2 separate regions of the Homo sapiens genome follow, and region 1 is linked to region 2. The links are chromatin loops, found by intact Hi-C in ENCODE. Cell type or tissue: HCT116. All regions are shown on one strand. Each heading gives the region's core, and the rest is flanking DNA. Links, peaks and the distances in the headings are about the cores only. Region 1 has its middle 49 kb from the start of LINC01252. Region 2 has its middle 37 kb from the start of BCL2L14.

The links. A loop is a pair of places that touch in the nucleus more often than their neighbours do. Peaks named below come from ENCODE experiments on the same cell type or tissue, not always from the same donor. Only the 100,000 strongest peaks of a DNase experiment are listed, where the experiment ranks them.
Region 1: a loop joins it to region 2, with 6 times the contacts of the local background. A loop is called at or near these places in 5 of 110 quality-filtered maps.

What each region holds. Positions count from the first base shown.
Region 1 is chr12:11,496,607-11,501,981 of GRCh38, reverse strand. It overlaps the pseudogene IQSEC3P2. Among named protein-coding and RNA genes, the nearest start is that of LINC01252, 49 kb to the left of the region's middle. RefSeq lists an enhancer at 1,383-2,273. In HCT116, for the core only: a CTCF peak has its summit at 3,193 (motif pointing left); no DNase peak of the experiment used is centred there.
Region 2 is chr12:12,030,844-12,036,218 of GRCh38, reverse strand. No RefSeq gene overlaps it. Among named protein-coding and RNA genes, the nearest start is that of BCL2L14, 37 kb to the left of the region's middle. RefSeq lists a silencer at 2,570-2,864 and enhancers at 3,316-3,415, 3,866-3,915. In HCT116, for the core only: a CTCF peak has its summit at 2,698 (motif pointing right); a DNase peak (open chromatin) is centred at 2,678; H3K4me3 peaks cover 585 bases.

The sequences.
Region 1 (5,375 bases), core at 174-5,173, 530 kb after region 2:
CCTAACAAGAAGATTAAAACAGGCATGACAACCGAATATCAACTCCATCTGCCAACCATCCCCCATGTCATTGTTCCCTTTCCACGATGGCCAACGCTATTGCATGAAAATCCTCCTTGAGTCGGAGGAAAACGCTATTACCAGACGGAGTCCTCAAGGTATATGTGAGTTCTTCATTGGTTTGATGGGTGTTTCCTTGCAACACTTCCACCCCTTCGGCTCACTTTGAAGTGAGCACCCCACTTTGGGGGGTGCTCAGAAGAAAGGTGCTCACTTGGGTCAGAGTAGAGAAAACTTCCCCAAATGAGCCCCTCTTGGCTGTGACTCCCGCCGCACCAGGTAAAGAGCCACATTTTCTCTTCCTCTGCCTCCAGCTCCCCTGGTTTCCCACATCACTCCTGCTTTTCAGCGTTGTTCTCCACCTTCTGAATTCCCCTCTACCCCAGTCCTACTCTTCCTTGGCCCCAGCCCTTGTAAAGCTCTTCGCATGCCTCCATGTCTCTGACTTTTTCGTATCTCACTCTCCATTCAAATACTTCTACTACTGAAACTCCCTTCCATTTTTTTTCTAACTTAAAAAAATATTTCAATGGTTCTATTTTCTTCAGTTTGATCTTCACTCCAACTTCCTTCTAGTCTAGTCCCTTTAAATGCTGCCAGTTCCCAATATCCCCAATCGCTTAAATATCCTCTTTCTTTCGTCTTTTGCCCCTACTGATGATCTGGTTACTCCTTTTTGCGCCAACATTCCCCAAAACCTTCTCAAACACTAATATTTTCCCCTCTTTTCCCCGAAATCTCCCTGTCAGGCTTCTGCCCCCAAGCATCTTCTCACCCCTTCGCGCCACATCACCCAGGTCCTTTAGACTCCCACGCACCCAATTTCTGCATCTCCCCCTCACACCCGCTTGCTTCCCTTGCTTCCACCACAGCAGTGCTCATCTGCTCTTCCCCGCTCACTCAGGTCTCCTGCTCAGGACTCCCTTGCCGAGGGCGCGGGAGATTCTTGCTGAAGGGGGGTTCCGGGGGCAGCGCAGCAACCCGGGGGACCTTTCTTCTCCTTGTTGGCCTTGACCCCAAGTGTTCCCGGGTGCTGATGGGGCGACTGGGTTGTGTGAGCCCTGCCTCCAGGGTCTGGCTCGGGTTGCGCCAGGAGCTGTTCGTGGTTCTGAAACGATGCCAGCTCGGGCGCGGGCAGTGGCCGGGCGGATGAGCGCTGTCCGTGGTCCTGAAGATGTTCCTGGGCCCCGGCGGTGGCGGCGGCAGCGGTGCCTAGGAGGGCCGGCAGCGGGGACGGCTACGAGGTAAGGAATCCGGGCGGAGGCTGCGCTTGCGGCAGCTGCGGATGCTCCCACAGGCTGCGATTCTAGGCGCTCAGCTCGTTCAGCCGCCGCTCCAGCTCGTCGATGCTCTGGCGCTGGGTGCGGACGAGCCTCTGTTGGTTCAGCACGATGGCCCTGAGCTCCTTGAGGTAGAGCCCGGCGCACCGGATTCTCCAGAAGTCTCTCCAAGCCGCCCGCCAGCCTCTTGAGCCCTTCCTGCGCCTGGGCGGCGGTGGGGAGCGCGAGGGCGCGGGATCCCAGCAGCCCAGCGGTCGGCTTTCTTCCTTCTCCCCCTGGCCTAGTCTTCCTCTCGCCGCAGGCGCCGCGTCACTGCCACCCTGACTTTCACACACCCACCGCGGGGCAGGGTCATGGCCCAGGGCAGCCCTTCCTGTCTCTTGGCGTCCAGAGGAGGCTTTGCTACTCGCAGGGCATTGAGAAGAGGGAGGAGGCGAGCAAGAGGTTCGGGCGTGGGAGGGAAGCAGGATAAACGCAGGTGACCGCAGAAGGACAGGGGGCGGCCCTCTGATCAGGTGGGGGATGGGTGGCAGCACCCACCTGCTGAAGATGTCTCCAGGGACCTTCTGCAGGCACTGCCGGGCATCTGCCACCTGCCGGACGGCCTCCTCTCACTGCAGGTCTGGTGGGATGTGGGACAAGGCATAGGTCTGATCTGCCAGGGGATGCTGGGTCCTCGCAGGAGTCATGGTGCCTGTGGGTGGGAGCCAGAGCATCAGAGCCACCCACGCCCACCGGCACCCACTTACCTCAGGTAGCGTGGTGTTGAGACACCACAGCCCTTATCCTAATCGTGTGCACAGCTTCAGTCTATAAAGGTGGGGATGGGAGACAGAGCATTTGGTGGGAGGCCAGGAGCTCATAGGAGATGGGATTCTGCTGATAGCTGCTGAGTGAATGAGGGAGGGAATGGGCAGGACCAGGGGCTGGGTAATTGGTAGGGAAAATGGAGGAACTTGGAGAAGGAGCAACATTTCCTCACCCCTTATAAGGTGCTTGGTACCTGCCAAGAACCCTGTCCATACATGATCTCAGTTCAGCTCCCCACCTTGGGTATACAAGAAAGGAGCCCTGGCTGCAGAGGAAAACAGAGGCTGGAAACAGGGATACATGGGCAGTGTGGTGGTGGTGAGAGAATTGCCCGAATCAGCTGCCAAATGGTGCCCAGGTTGGAAAAGCAAATGTGCACACATGGGTTCTTCCCACTCTAACCCTGAGGAATTCGAGGCCTGCTTCTTACACAGACTGGGCAGTGGCTAGTGACTCTAGGTATAGCAGTGTCCAGGCCCTGCTCACCCAGACTAGAGCTTAGGGAGCCAGAAGGAAGGAGGTGCATGACAGGTGGGAAAAATAATCCTCAAATTGCAAGGTGAGAGCACAATCTATTTATACTGGGTTGAATTAACTCCTCCCCCAATGCCACTAAAGCAGGAATCACACTGCACATGGCACTGATTTGATTGGCAAGAGACATGCCACGCAGAATATTAAGAGACCAGGCCCCTATAATTAGGCCTAATCACAGCCTGTTGCTTGAACATGGCCAGAAAGACATTCATCAGGCCTGGCATTGTGCCCTAGGCCAGCTCTACTGGGCACTGTAGTGAGGCCCTCCATTGCAACAGAGGTGTGGGTGGGCCTGGGTGAGTGTGGCAGGAAATGCCTAGGAGGCTTCATTTGGTCTTAAAGGGCCATGTGCCTTCTCTGAATCTCTGATCCTTTCCATTTCCCATTCTTCAGGCTGAGAACTGCACTCTGATACACGGTTATTCCCAATAATAATAATGTGTGTATCATACACAATGCACTGCACCTCTTCACCATGCTGGTACCTACTCCTCTGCTCCCCCTGCCGGCTTCCTCAGCCCCTACTTCTACCCTGATGGTTCTGTCCTCGCCTCCTCAGGCCAGCACTTCCCATGATCTGAGATGTCTGTCTTCCTTCCTCTTCAACTTTTTCTCCAGCAGTGAGTTCCTCCTCCTAACTCAGGCTTCCAGGAAGGATATCCTTGGCTTCTCAGACCTGAACCTGCCTCAAATACTCATGAGGACCCAGGAACTACTCCTCACCTCCCACTTCTCTTCCCTCCTGTCAGATAACCAAGGCACGGCCAACTGATCCTCCACCATCCGAGGAACCCAACCATCTGAGACCACCACACCCCTTTCAAGAATGTTCCTCCCCTCCCTTTGTTTGTATTTATACCAGTGCAAATTTGCTGGCCATCTTAACTTAGTCTTCTGCCTCAGTTCTCCCATCTGTAAGATCAGGAGGCGGATAAAGATGTAAGATACTTTCTTTGCATATCTTAAGATGAATTCCGTGTTAGTTACCACATCTGAGGGAGTCCGTGTGTGTTTACTGTACTATCCATGTGAGGGGATTGTACAGACACAAATCGAAACAAGGAAGTAGCAAGTCCATTCAAGCATTAAGAGACTGATTAGTGGTTTATTCATTCTGTCTGCAAACATCTACTGATCCTGTCTTCAGTGCAGACCATGATCACTACAGAAATGAATGAGACCCTGCACTGGCCAGGAAAATAGCCTCAAAAACAATGGAACTCTAATCCAGCCATGAGTAAAATAAGGAGGGACAAATCCCTTCTAGGGTTAGGGAAGTCAGGAAAAGTCTCTTAGCAGAATGTGTGCCTCTCTACCAGGCCCAGGGAGCTGGTACAAAGACAGCATTCCAGGTGGGGAGCAGTGGCTTACACCTATAATCCCAGAACTTTGGAAGGCTGAGGTGGGAGGATTTCTTGGCCCCAGGAGTTCAAGAACATCCTGGTCAACATAGGAACTGGAGTCACGCAGTCACATACTTCACGCTGGGGCCCACCATGTGAGGCACAGAGTGGGCTTCCAGGAAGGAGACTAAGCCTCATTTCGGGTTGCTTATGGCCAAAGACAGGACCTGTGTACTCTGTCCTCTGTCCCTCACTGCCTTCCCCCTGGGCTCAGGGCCAGGCTGACAGCCAGTCTTGGCTCCTCTGGGCAGCCCTTGCTCTGTGTGTGCCCCGGGGCAGAGGCCATAGTCCAGGCCCAGAGGCCATAGCTGCCCTCCAGCCCTACACCCTGACCCACTTTCCTGCGTCTCTCAGTACACCCGACCTTGTCTTTACCTGTGCGGGAAGCTCCTCTATGGTCCACTTAGTTCCCACCCACCTTTAAAAAATAAATAGAGGCCAGGCACAGTGACTCACGCCTGTAATCCCAGCACTTTGGGAGGTCGAGGTGGGCGGATCACAAGGTCGAGAGATCAAGACCATCCTGGCTAATATGGTGAAACCCTGTCTCTACTAAAAATACAAAAAATTAGCTGGGCGTGGTAGCATGCACATGTATTCCCAGCTACTCGGGAGGCTGAGGCAGAATTGCTTGAAAGCTGGGAGGTGGAGGTTGCAGAGAGCCGAGATTGCACCACTGCACTCCAGCCTGGGTGACAGAGCAACGCTCCATCTTAAAAAAAAAAAGAAAAAAAAATTAAATAGAGAAGTCAGTCATGATGACGTGGGAGGATCACCAGAGGCCAGGAGTTCATGACCAGCCTGGGCAAAATAATGAGACCCCTGTCTCTTAAAAGGTTTTATTAAAAAAAATTAAATAGAGAAGCTAGACATGAAAGGACAGATATTGTGTGAGTCCACTTATGTGAGGTGCCTAGAACAGTCCAGTTCATAGCAGCAGAAGCAGTGGCCGCCAGGGATGGGGAAACAAGGTGGGAGTTGGGCAGCTTGTGTTTCATGGGTAGAGTTTCAGGTTGGGATGATGGCAAAGTCCTGGAAATGGCTGGTGGTGACGGCTGCACAGCAGTGTAAATGTGCGAATGCCACTGAGCTGTATGCTTAAAAATGGTTTTGATGGTAAATTTTAGGTTAGGTCTATTTTACCACAATAAAAAGCTAGGAAAAGCTGGTAGAAAGAAAGAAAAGAAAGGAAAAGAAGACAAAGAAGAAAAGAAAGAAAGAGAGAGGGAAAGAAAGAAAGAGAGAGGGAAAGAAAGAAGGAAAAGAAAGAAAGAAAGAAAAAGAA
Region 2 (5,375 bases), core at 175-5,174:
TAAATACTGCGCCCTCATGTGGCAGAAGAGATGGAAGGGCAATGGGCCTAGCTAGTTCCTTCCAGCCCTTTTATAAAGGCACTAAACCCATTCACATGAGGGTGGCGGCCTCATGACCTAATCACCTTCCAAATGCCCCACCTTCTAATACCATTGCTTTGGGGTTTAAGTTTCAACATACGAATTTTGGAGGACACATACGTTCAAATGGCACCAGGTCACTAAAAATCACCAGGAAGTAGAATGGAAGTACTTCACAGTTTGCTTTCAGATAAATGTCAGAAAATTGGCTTTACTACAATAAAATAATGTGTAGGGTAAAGAACTAACAGTGCATAGATATGCAAAAGGTTTATCAGTAACTACTGAACCCCAAATGCTATGTTTTAAGACAGTGGGGACTTGGAGAAACATAGTAGAATCCAGGATATTCATTCAACAAAATATGTTTAGTTTGGATTACTGGTTCATACCTGGAAATTACTATAATTTCTTTCTTTTTGTTTGTTTGTTTTTTTGGCCTGTTCTCTGTGAACCTAAAAGTTGCTGTGATTTTGTTAGGTTACTTTGAAAGATTATGTGCTCTGAAATTATACAGACCTGGTTCTGGTCTCAGCTGTAAGGTGCAGACAATTTCTTTAACTTCTCTGCAGCTCTTTCCCCATCTGCATGGGTATTTTAGAGATTATTGTCAGGACTAACTGTGATTCTGTATCTAAAACTTCTGCACTAATTATCAGAGAAATACATGTTAAAACCACAATGAGATATCACCTCATACCTGTTGGAATGCTGTTATCAAAAAGATGAAAGATAACAAATGCTAGCGAGGTTGTGGAGAGCAGGGAAGCCTTGTGCACTGCTGGTGGGAATGTAAATTAACACAGCCATTGCAGAAAACAGTATGGAGGTTCCTTAAAAAATTAAAAATAGTACTACCATATGATCTAGCAATCCCACTCCTGGGTATATATATCCAAAGGAAATAAAATTGGTATGTTGAAGAGGTATCTGTACTGCCATGTTCATTGCAGCACTATTCACAATAGCCAAGATTTGAAACCAACTAAGTGTTTAAGTGTTCATCAACGGATGGATGGATAAAGAAAATGGGGTTGGATAAAGAAAACACACCATGGAATACTATTCAGTCTTTTAAAAAGGAGGACATCCTGTTGCTTGTGACATAGATGAACCCAAAGGACATTGTGCTAAGTGAAATAAGTCAGGCACAGAAAGACAAATACTGCATGATCTCATATGTGGACTCTTAAAAAGTTGAACTCAAAGAAGTAGAGAGTAGAATAGGGGTTACCAGGGCTTTCAGGCTTGTTGGGGGGCAGTTGGGGAGATGGTCAAAGAACATAAAATTTCAGTTAGACAAGAGGAATATATGTTCAAGAGATCTATTGTACAACATTGCAACTATGATTAATAACATATATTTTTGAAAATCACTGAGAGATTTTAAGTCACCCCTAAAATGATAACTTTGTGAGCACATGCATATGTAATTAGCTTTATTTAACCATTCCACAATGTATACATATTCCAAAACATGTTGTCCATGACAAATATACATAATAAAATAAAAAAATCCTGGCACAGAGCTGGCATTTCTGAAGTGTTAATTCCTTGTAACGCCATTTCTCAAATCGAGATTCTACCTGCACGCACATACCACAGGCTTCCATCTTTGCTCTGTTTTAGTTCATGACAGCCAGAGTTGCCCTCAAGATTTTCTAGTTTTTTGGTTCCCAAACTGGGATTCCCCAGCTCTCAGGCCCTGAGAAAGTTGTAACTAGGGTCTGTGGGTTAGTTTCAACATGCTGAAATCCTAACAAAAATCATTCATGGGTGGGAGACCAGGTTAAGAAGGGATCAAGTGTCTTCGCCTTTGTCTGTGATATGGACTCACTGTGGTAACTCTGGTTGCATCATGATCATCAGAAGGCCTGCCTGACATTTATACGTCTGATCCCTCAAGACAGAAAGCTTATTAAGCTCCTATTTTAGAGATGCATTCTGGTGGGCAACATCTTTCAGAAACACTGAATTTATGGGAAAAAATAGTAAAGAAGTTAACGAGTCTGGGGCATTGAGATCCACAAAGCTTAAGTAACTTCCCAAGGTCACACAGCAAGTTGGTAGCAGTGCCAGGACCAGAACTGATTTCTGCTGACACCTCATAGCCTGCGTGTTCCACTCCTTGCCGTGCCGTCCAGACTACCTTCTTTTCCACCTGGGTCCTTCATGTCTATCAAATATCACCTTGGAAACAGGCTTTTAGTCAGGATGTTGTAGTGTCAAGGGCAACTGAAGTCTCCTCTACACTAGGACCCCAGGAATCTAAGGGAGAAGGTATTTCCGACCATTTATTATGATTTATAATTTCAGCCAGAAATTTTTCTTCTGCTTCCTTTCTCAATTAGGGAAATGTGTGCTTTAGAAGATTTTAAATGCTTGGTTACTTAAGAGAGAAAGAAAACTCTGTTGCTTGTTCATATTATTTGTGTTTTTTTCCATGCAAAGACAGGAGGTTTTCAGCCAAGGCAAATCAGAGTGGCTGACATTCCCACGGGAAAGTGGGCCGGGCGTGAGAACAGGATGTGTACCTGTCTGGAAGCTGGAGCCTTTGATGTACATCCACAAGAGCCCCAGAAGGAAGCTGTTTTGATAAGCTGTGGTCACCAGGTGGCGCTACACACACGCTGTCAAGTCCAACAGTTTTTCAGACCTGCAGGATTTTTCCAGATTTACCGAAGCAGGAAAAAACAGGAAAAACAAAACGGGTCCAGTACTTCAGCTCAGAATAGTTGAGTTGAAAAGAGGTGGAAAACCCCCCAGACAGCTTGCCCTCTTCAATCGTGTGGCAGAGCATCCACTTGGTGCCCTTCGGATTCTTTGAGTAAATGTGGAGCTGGCTGGCTCCTCAAGGGAGTGTGGAATCAGGACGTGGCTGGTTCCGGCTGCAAGAAAGTCCCGGTTATTCTGCGAGGGCGAAAGAGCTCCAGCGTTAGGGCTTCAGCAGAGGCGGTTGCTAAGGCGCACCAGTCCTTTACTTCGGACCAGTCTGACCTTAACGGGAAAGGCAATTTCCCTTTCTGTATGGGGAACTCATTTCCTTTGTTGCTTTCCTTATTTTCCTCCCAGGGTCTTTTAATTCCATCCTGATTGGGGCCTGAGAGGAGGGCATGGGTGAGGTGTGAACCAGCAGCGCCCTTTCTTCCTTCTCGCTCCGCCCCCAGGCAACACCCTCCAGCACCCAAGCCTACCCTCTTCCTCCAACGGAAAAATGCACACGGCATATCCGTGTCTGTCCACATGCCGGATTTCCCGGCCAGTTCTGATGTGAAATATCTTGAAAGTTTGCTAAGGGGCCACTTTATATTAAAAGAGGATTAAAAAATAAAGAAAATCCCATACCTCCAATCTGAAAGTCTTTTCTTGGTGCCATAAAAAAACTGAGCTATCAGCCCTCTGGTACCTTCGATTCCAGGCCAAAGGCCACTGCCTGGTGGTGACGGCCAACGTGGAGGCACCCAGGCCAGCTCCCACGGCATCTCTGCCGACAAGCAGTGACTCCAGCAGATTGTAGTAGCACCTACACAGCCAGAGCTACACCCAGGTGCTTGCTTTGCTGCAGTTTGGGAGGGATCAATGTTCCAGAGCAGCGGCTCACCAACCTTAGCATGGCTCAGTTGCTGGGCTCCACTCCCAGAGTTTTTGGGTGAATGCGTCCAGGGTGCGGCTGGGAAATTTGCATTTTTAAGAATTTCCCCCTGAGGCTGATGCTACAGTCTGGAGACCACACTTTGAGAACCACTATTTCAGAGTAAAATGCTGGTGGGAGGAAAGGAGCAGCAGGAAACAGCCGATGACTGTGGTGTGGCCGGTCTTTCTCCCAGGCGGGGTGGGGTGTGTGTGCCAGGATTGCAGGGTCACCAGGAGGGCCGGTTCTGTGGGGGCTGCTGAAAATCCTTATCCCTCCTTTCTAGACTAGTGGTTCTGAGACTTGGCAGCACATTGGAATCACTTTGGGAGCTTAAAAAAAGATACTGATGACTGGCTTCTAGCCCCAGACGTCCTGATTTAATTGGTTCACAATGTGGTTTGGGCCCTGGAAGATTTAAAAGCTCGCTAGGTGTTTCTGATGTGTAGCCCAGGTCGAAAAATCACGGTGCTAGGTCCACGTCTTACTGCATTCTTATATCCAGTCCCCAGTAAGTGTAAGTTCTCACCACCCATTCTCAAACCCTTCCAGCTGTCTCTCATACCTCCCTGCCTCAGGCTGAAAAACACTGGCACCTGTCTGAGTACTGACTTCCTATTTATCCTTCAAGACGCAGGCCAAATATTTTTTCCGTGGTGGAGATTTTTCTGGCTTTCCCTAACAGTTCATCTCCTAAAGCACTGTGGATACACTAGAACTATAACCTTTATCTTTCACTTCATCGCAATTACATTCACGTGCTGAATGTAATGATGTTTCAGTCAAAAACCGACTGTATGTATGAAGGTGGTCCCATAAGATTATAATGGGGCTGAAAAATTCCTATCACCTAGTGACGCTGTAGCCATTGTCATGTTGTAGCTCAATTACTTTATTTTAAAAATAAACAGTGTAGCCTAAGTGTACTGTGTTTATAAAGTCTACAGTAGTGGACAATAATATCCCAGTCCTTCACATTCACTCACCACTCACTCACTGACTCACCGAGAGTAACTTCGAGTTCTGCAACAGCCATTTTGGTAAGTGCCCTATACAGGTGTACCATTTTTAATCTTTTTTTTTTTTTTTTTTTTGAGATGGAGTCTCGCTCTGTCGCCCAGGCTGGAGTACAGTGGCCCAGTCTTGGCTCACTGCAAGCTCCGCCTCCCGGGTTCATGCCATTCTCCTGCCTTAGCCTCTTGAGTAGCTGGGACTACAGGCGCCTGCCACCATGCCCGGCTAATTTTTTGTATTTTCAGTAGAGACGGGGTTTCACTGTGTTAGCCAGGATGGTCTCGATCTCCTGACCTCGTGATCCGCCCACCTTGGCCTCCCAAAGTGCTGGGATTACAGGCATGAGCCACCACGCCCAGCCCATTTTTAATCTTTTATACTGTACCTTTTTCACGTGAGGTTTGTTTAGATACCCAAATACCATTGTGTTACAAGTGGCTATGATATTCAGTACAGTTACTTGCTGTACAGGTTTGTAGCCAAGGAGCAATGGGCTATACACCGTAGCCTGTTTGTGTTGTAGGCTGTAGGCTGTACCATCTAGGATTCTGTGAGTGCACTCTATCATGTTCACACAACAAAACTGCCTAATGATGCATTTCCCAGATGTATCCCTGTCGTAAAGCCCTGACTGTATTTCTGTTCATAT